Linked DNA regions of Homo sapiens: region 2 is linked to region 1. Evidence: chromatin contacts called from ENCODE Hi-C or POLR2A ChIA-PET data. All regions are on one chromosome and are shown on one strand. Each heading gives the region's core, a stretch centred on a gene start or an enhancer-like site at or near the end of the contact. The rest is flanking DNA. Distances are from core to core; before and after follow the strand shown. Region 1 overlaps PPARD (peroxisome proliferator activated receptor delta). Region 2 has its middle 17 kb from the start of FANCE.

Evidence for each region. A loop is a pair of places that touch in the nucleus more often than their neighbours do. ChIA-PET counts read pairs that join two places held with the same protein, here RNA polymerase II (POLR2A). Pooled maps may share reads with other maps.
Region 2: a loop to region 1 is called in a pooled map, with 1.9 times the contacts of the local background. The contact joins two enhancer-like sites. A Hi-C loop is called at or near these places in 5 of 168 maps with a recorded cell type or tissue (Caco-2, PC-3, endothelial cell of umbilical vein and 2 more), 2 of 37 single-sample maps with no recorded cell type and 12 of 50 pooled maps. POLR2A ChIA-PET finds 5 or more read pairs at or near these places in 13 of 52 experiments (BJ, CD4-positive, alpha-beta memory T cell, CD8-positive, alpha-beta T cell and 10 more).

What each region holds. Positions count from the first base shown.
Region 1 is chr6:35,399,152-35,402,544 of GRCh38, forward strand. All of the region lies in intron 2 of PPARD (peroxisome proliferator activated receptor delta), which reads left to right. Among named protein-coding and RNA genes, the nearest start is that of FANCE, 51 kb to the right of the region's middle. Within about 2 kb of position 1,825, at least 9 of the 41 ENCODE cell types and tissues checked have a DNase peak (open chromatin) inside an H3K27ac peak, as active enhancers do.
Region 2 is chr6:35,433,651-35,437,043 of GRCh38, forward strand. No RefSeq gene overlaps it. Among named protein-coding and RNA genes, the nearest start is that of FANCE, 17 kb to the right of the region's middle. Within about 2 kb of position 1,606, at least 2 of the 41 ENCODE cell types and tissues checked have a DNase peak (open chromatin) inside an H3K27ac peak, as active enhancers do.

The sequences.
Region 1 (3,393 bases), core at 575-3,074:
CAGCACTTTGGGAGGCCGAGGTAGGCGGATAACTTGAGGTGGGTTCAAGACTAGCCTGGCCAACGTGGTGAAACTCCATCTCTACTAAAAATACAAAAATTAGCTGGGTGTGGTGGCAGGTGCCTGTAATCCCAGCTACTCTGGAGGCTGAGACAGGAGAATCACTTGAACCGGGGAGGCAGAGTTTGCACTGAGCTGAGATCGTGCCACTATACTCCAGCCTGGACGACAAAGTGAGACTCTGTCTCAAAAAAAAAAAAAAAAAAAACAAAGGCTGGGTGCAGTGGCTCATGCCTGTAATTCCAACACTTTGAGATGCCAAGGCGGGAGGATCACTTGTGATCCGGGAGGAGTTCAGTTCAAGACCAGCCTGGCCAACATGGTGAAAACCCATCTCTACTAAAAATACAAAAATTAGTTGGGTGTGGTGGCATGAATCTGTAGTCCCAGCTACTCTGGAGGCTGAAGTAGGAGGATCACTTGAGCCTAGGAGGTGGTTCAGTGAACTGAGGTCACACCTGCACCCCAGCCTAGTGACAGAGCAAGACTCTGTCTCAAAAAAATCACCTACCACCCTCTTCATACAGGGGAACTTTCTTCTATTCTTTTTCTAGTCATTTTCATGAGAATCATGATCTTTATGTAAATTCGTATTGTATTTTTCACTTATGTTATTAAATATTCTATGAAAACATGAGTTTAATGACTAGGTAATACTCAGTTGTCTGGGTGTGCCCTAATATATTTAACCATTCCTCTATTATTGGGCATTGGGCCATTTCTGATTTTTTGTTATTATAAATAACATTGCAGTGAACAGCTCAGTGTTTTCCTATAAGGGGAAGTATAGGGTCAAAGAACGTGAACGCTTTTAGGTGAGACTTGAACTTGAGATCCCTGGGTTCTCCTGGACAGACCGACCAATCACAGCTTAACTGTGGGATTTTTCCATGTCTCCTCTCTCCCTGGGAAGGTTGAGAAGTCTCTCTGCCCTGCAGATCCCTATTCCTGCCTCCCCGCTGCAATTGCACGTCCCATTTCTCCTGGGCCAGTCAGAGTTTCATTGCCTCTCATGGGGCCTGCTGGCCACCCACTCAGTGGCTGCCCTTCTCCTTACCACCAGCCTTCGTCCCCTCACCTAGAGCATTCACAGGCGAGCAAGAGCCAGTCAGAGCTTCCCTCAGAGTAGGGGGTGTAGTGATAAATGAAATAGCCCTGCCTTCACTCATCTCACTGGGTCGATTAAGTGATGTGTGATGTACCTGAAAGCACTTCAGGAACTTAAGAGTCTCATGCTCTACCAACTGAGCTAGCCAGGTGCCCTTAAAGGGCTGTCCTAGTCTTAATTGTTTGTAAAGAAATAGGTAGCTGGGCATGGTGGCTCACACCTGTAATCTCAGCACTTTGGGAGGCTGAGGCGGGTGGATAACCTGAGCCCAGGAGTTCGAGACCAGCCTGGGCAACATGGCAAAACCCCGTCTCTACAAAAAATACAAAAATTTGCCAGGCGTGGTGGTGCACACCTGTGGTCCCAGCTACTCAGGAGGCTGAAGTGGGAGAATCACCTGATCCTAGGAAATCGAGGCTGCAGTGAGCTGTGATTGTGCCACTGCACTCTAGCCTGGGTGACAGGGAGATCTTGTCTTAAAAAAAAAAAAAGAAAAGAAAAAGGTATAAGTGGTGGTGTCCACATTGTAACCACAGAGCCCCTAAAGCAGGGCTGTTGACCTATGGTTGGCATCCTGGTCACAAGAGCTCTGTGTCAGATGTGTGAGGGGCTTGGGTGTAGTTGTCAAGCCTGGGAATGTGGCTGTTAGTATCGATTGGCCTCATGCCAAGCAGTGCCAAGCGCCACGTCTGCTCCCCAGATACCTGTGTTTGTATGTGTGTGTCATAGTCGGGAATCACTGAGACCAGGACCTCTGGGAGGCTGAACCCTGGGAGGGCAGAGCAGGAACAGGCCTTGGAGATGATCTAATTCTGACATTTTACTCAGTGAGGACACAGGTGGGGCAGCCAGAGAGGTACTCAGCTCTGAGTCAGGGCCCCATCCCTCAACTCCTCAGCCTGAGTCTTCCCAGGAACACAACAGGCAGCTGCTTCCCAGACCTTGCAGGGCTCCAGGTGGCCTTCCCCTCCTGCCGACTCCCTTGCCAGGTTTGCTGTAACTATTGCTCCTCCGAGCCTGGCTGAAATCATCTTCAGTCTGTTATCACCTTCAGTCTGTTCTCATCTTCAGTCTGTTCTCCACAGCAGCCTGAAAAGTCTTTGTAAAAATGCAGCTCTGTTCCTCCCCATCCTCTTCATAACCCCCTTGGCTCTCTGCTCCTCCCAGAATAAATACCCACATCCTCAGCTTACCCTTCAAGACGCTGAGTGACCTCTAGCCACAGCCCTTCTCTCTACCCACAGACAGCCCAGGTCCTCATTCCTTGGGCCTTTTCACATCACTGTTCCCATCACCCTGGAATCCCACTCAGCCTGCCTGGGCCAGAGGCTACGTAAGGTCCTCAGGAAAGCGTCTCCTGGCCACTCGCACCTGACTCATGTGCTCTGAGTGCCACACCTTGCTTGGCATTTGTCCTTCATAGCCCTGGTCATTGCTGGCTAATGTAGCCTGGCACATGGTGGTAGGTACTTGACAAATATTTGTTGAACAAGTGAATGAAACCAGCTGGCAGGGACCAGAAGGGCAGAGGGGCAGGGACAGTGTCCACAACCATAGCCCCTGTGGTCTTAGCTGAGAAGGGCTCTGGCTCGGTCTCTGGTGAGTCTCTCTGCTGGCCGGCAGAACCACCCTACCCTGGAAGCCCTCTCCATGTAGTGTGAGGGGTCTCAGGCCCATTCAGGCTTCAGTAGGAGAGATCTGGGTCTCTTCTGGGACCTGAGCAGGCCTTTCCTTTACCTCGTTGGCATCTCTCAGCATTTTATTTGGTTTTAAAAATGTCTCCCCCTTCCCCCGACCAACCCCAGATTATAAAGGTATCCCACGCTCACTGTGAAGAAATTGGATAACATAGGAAAATATAATTAAGAAAATCGAAATCACCTACAGCTCCACCCCTCAGAGAAAAGTACCCTTAACATTTGTGGCCATGTCTTTTCAGTTTTGTTTTTATGCATGTGTATGTGCTTTGACATTGCTGAGCTTCTCTTTGTGAAAACCACAGATTTTTCGCAGTCTTCAGTGGCTGCGGTCAGAGGTGGTCAGCACGTTAGTGCTCCCAGTGGAGAGGTGATGCAGGGATCTGGGTGCCCCTTTCTCCCTACTGCAGGTGGGTGGGTGGGCACACCCAAGGCCCCCTTCTGTGGCAGCTTTCCTATCCCTGGTGAAGAGTACCCTCCTGTCTCTGGTCTCTTCTCCAGGACATTCTCCAGCCCTGGAGGCTGTTC
Region 2 (3,393 bases), core at 356-2,855, 34 kb after region 1:
TGAGGCAGGTGGATCACCTGAGGCCAGCAGTTCGAGACCAGCCTGGACAACATGGTGAAACCCCACGTCTACTAAAAATACAAAAATTAGCTGGGCATGGTGGCGGGCACCTGTAATCCCAGCTACTCAGGAGGCTGAGGCAGGAGAATCACTTGAACCCGGGAGGCAGAGGTTGCAGTGAGGCAAAATCGTGCCATTGCACTGCAGCCTGGGTGACAAGATCAAGACTCCGTCTTAAAAAAAAAAAAAAAAAAAAAAAAAAGAACAGTTATAAATCAATGAGTAAAAGGTCAATCCAATTGAAAAATGAGCAAAGGATATGAACATAAAAGGAAATGCCTCTTAATATGAAAAGATGGCCGGGCGTGGTGGTTCACGCCTGTAATCCCAACACTTTGAGAGGCCAAGGCGGGCAAATCACCTGAGGTCAGGAGTTCGAGACCAGCCTGGCCAACATGGAGAAACCCCATCTCTACCAAAAATACAAAATTAGCCGGGCGTGGTGTTGAGCGCCTGTAATTCCAGCTACTCGGGAGGCTGAGGCAGGAGAATCGCTTGAACCTGGGAGAGACGGAGGTTGCAGTGAGCCGAGATCACGCCATTGCGCTCCAGGCTGGGTAACAAGGGCAAGACTCTGTCTCAAAAAAAAAAAAAAGAAAAATATGAAAAGATGCTTAACCTCATTCATAAGAGAAATGTAAATTAAAACTACAATGAGATACTGCTTTGTTTTTGTTTTTGTTTGAGACAGGGTTTTACTCTGTCACCCGGGCTGAGTGCAATGGCATGATCAGAGCTCACTGCAGACTGGACCTCTCAGGCTCAAGCGATCCTGCTGCCTCAGCCACCTGAGTAGCTGGGACTACAGGCATGCACCACCACACTTCACTATTCTTGATTTTTTGTAGAGACAGGGTCTTACTATGTTGCCCAGACTGGTCTCAAACCCCTGGGCTCAAACGATCCTCCCATCTTGGCCTCTCAAAGGCCTGGGATTACAGGTGTGAGCTGTGGCACCCAGCTGAGATACTGTTGTTTTACTTACTAAATTGAATACTTAAAAGTTTGATAACATTGTGTTGGCAAGGGTGTGAAGAAACGGGCAGTCCATACTGTTGGTAGGATTGTAAACTGGCGCAGCCTCCAATGAAGGTCATATTGGTAATACCTATAAAAATTAAAAAAAAAAAATTTGATCCAGCAAAAGTGAAATATATAACAAAAATTTCCAGGACTATTGGTTTCCCAACCTAGTGTTTCAACCTACTGATAGGCATAGGAAGTTGTAAAATTCAATTTTAAAATCTCTCCTTTAATTTTAAGTTAATTCCTCTTACTTTTTTTTTTTAACTTTCGCATCTTGTCTCCCACACAGGGCAGTACAGTCTGGCAGAGAGAGACTGGGCTTTGGAGGCGTAAGATGGGAATTCAGGGAGTCTTAGAAACAGAGCTGGAAGCGCTCTTAGAGGCCATGATCCCCCTTCTCTAAGGTCCCCATCTCCTCAGACACATTATGTAGCAGAGACTGAGGCCAAGGCCTGGGAGGCACCTTGTCCAAGGTCATATCAGGTCTCCTGGCTCCCCGCCCGTTGCTCTTTCCCCGCTATAAACCCTCGCTGAGCTGTGTGTCAGGCCCAGTGCCAAGCAATCTTCACCTATGGCCTCATTTCATCTTCACAACAACTTTATCAGATAATCTTTGCCGCAAACAATTTAAGACAACAGATTGTTTATCTGGAAAAGGGAGTTATGAAGTGTAGTGCCAGCTCACAGAACCTCCTGGCAGCCCAACTGCCAAGCCTGGAGCCTCCTCGGCCAGAAACAATGTTCCTGTGCCCCACTGGGCTGCTCAGCACCCCCATCCCAGGGAGAAGGGGAGAAAGTCCCCGACCAACGCTCCAGCAGGGCCCAAATCCCACGGCCATGCTGCTCTCAGGACCAGGTGCGGGGGACAGACTCACTGAGAGAGGGAATCAATCAGTCCATCACCCAGCTCAGGCTCGCCATCGGGGCAGGGATAGCCTGGTTCTTGGGGCCGGTGGATTTCCAGGAGTGCCGGCGAGCCCTGCCATCAGTCAGTCCCCAGGAGGTTGCAGGGAAGAGGCACACAGCATGTCTTTGAGGAACTTGATTGAGAACTCTTGGGAAGATGCACTTAGGGTCAGTCCCTCCCAGACAGACATTTCCATAGGCCTCCTGGAGGGCACAGACGTAGGCTCTGGATCACTCAGGGTTAGCCCCAAGCCAGGTGAACCATCTACTCTCAATATACCCAAAAAGGAGGCTCTGATGGGCTGCCTTCCTCCCATCCGATGTGGAGTGTCCTCACCACATACAGTTTCGGGCAGCCCCCTCCTGGCTACCTTTCATAGTGGCCTTTGCTAGGACATCAACACTATTCTAATTTTTTGTGACCAGGTTAGCAAGCTGGTTTCATTGGCAAACACAGGCCAGGCAACAGGGACTTTTTGTGGAAAGATCTCAGGCCTGGAGTCAGGACCCTAGAGCCTCCTGGATCTGTCCAGTACAGGGCCAGTTTGGATCAGCCTCTCTGTGCCCCCACCCAGCTCACACCATCTCCCAGCCTGCTCTCTGATCTCTCCACCTGACCTTAGCTCCACAGGTGGGGCTCATGTAGCTCTGGAGGTGTGGGGAGGCTCCCAAGCGGCTTCCTCAGTCACAAATACCTTCAGACGACACATTACTTCCCAAGCCCCAGGACTCCCAGACTCCCAGGTCCTCGTGGCCCCCTCCCAAGTCACCCTGCCTTCCCAGACTGTTAAAGTCCTTAAACCATCCCCCAATTTCCTCCAATAATTACCTAAACATCCTTGAGGGCTTTTATACCCCACCCACAGCCCTGGAGCCTGGATTGGACACCCTGAGCCCCCAGCTCCCCAGCCATCATGGCTGGGCCCTCCATGCCTCCCACCAGCAGGCCTGGGGCCATGGGATGGGGCGGGCCTGGCTGCAAATCGCCTCCTCCCTTTGGCCCTGCCCCCAGAGGGTGGGATAAAGGAGCACTAGGGCGGCCCCACCAGATTCTTACTAAGGGCTGCAGCTGGGATGGACCCTGCAGGGCCAGACGGCAGTGGCCATGGTGGGGAGCTCAGCCGCCACTCCCAGAGGTCATGCAGGTAGGGGGCTGGACCTCAGGGAAACACAGGGGAGGTGGGAAAAAATTCTTTGGAGTTTGGCCTGGCCTCTGGAAGCCCAGCCTCTAAGAATTTGGGATGCATCTGATAAGAAGCGGCTTCCTTTCCTCCTGCCCAAAGTTGGAAGGGTCTAGAGGTCATGTCTCACCCTCATATAGTCTACAGGAGGAGACTGAGACCAGAGAGGGGGAAAGACAGACTGAGGCTGCCCAGCTGATTCAGGCCTGGCTCAGGGTCT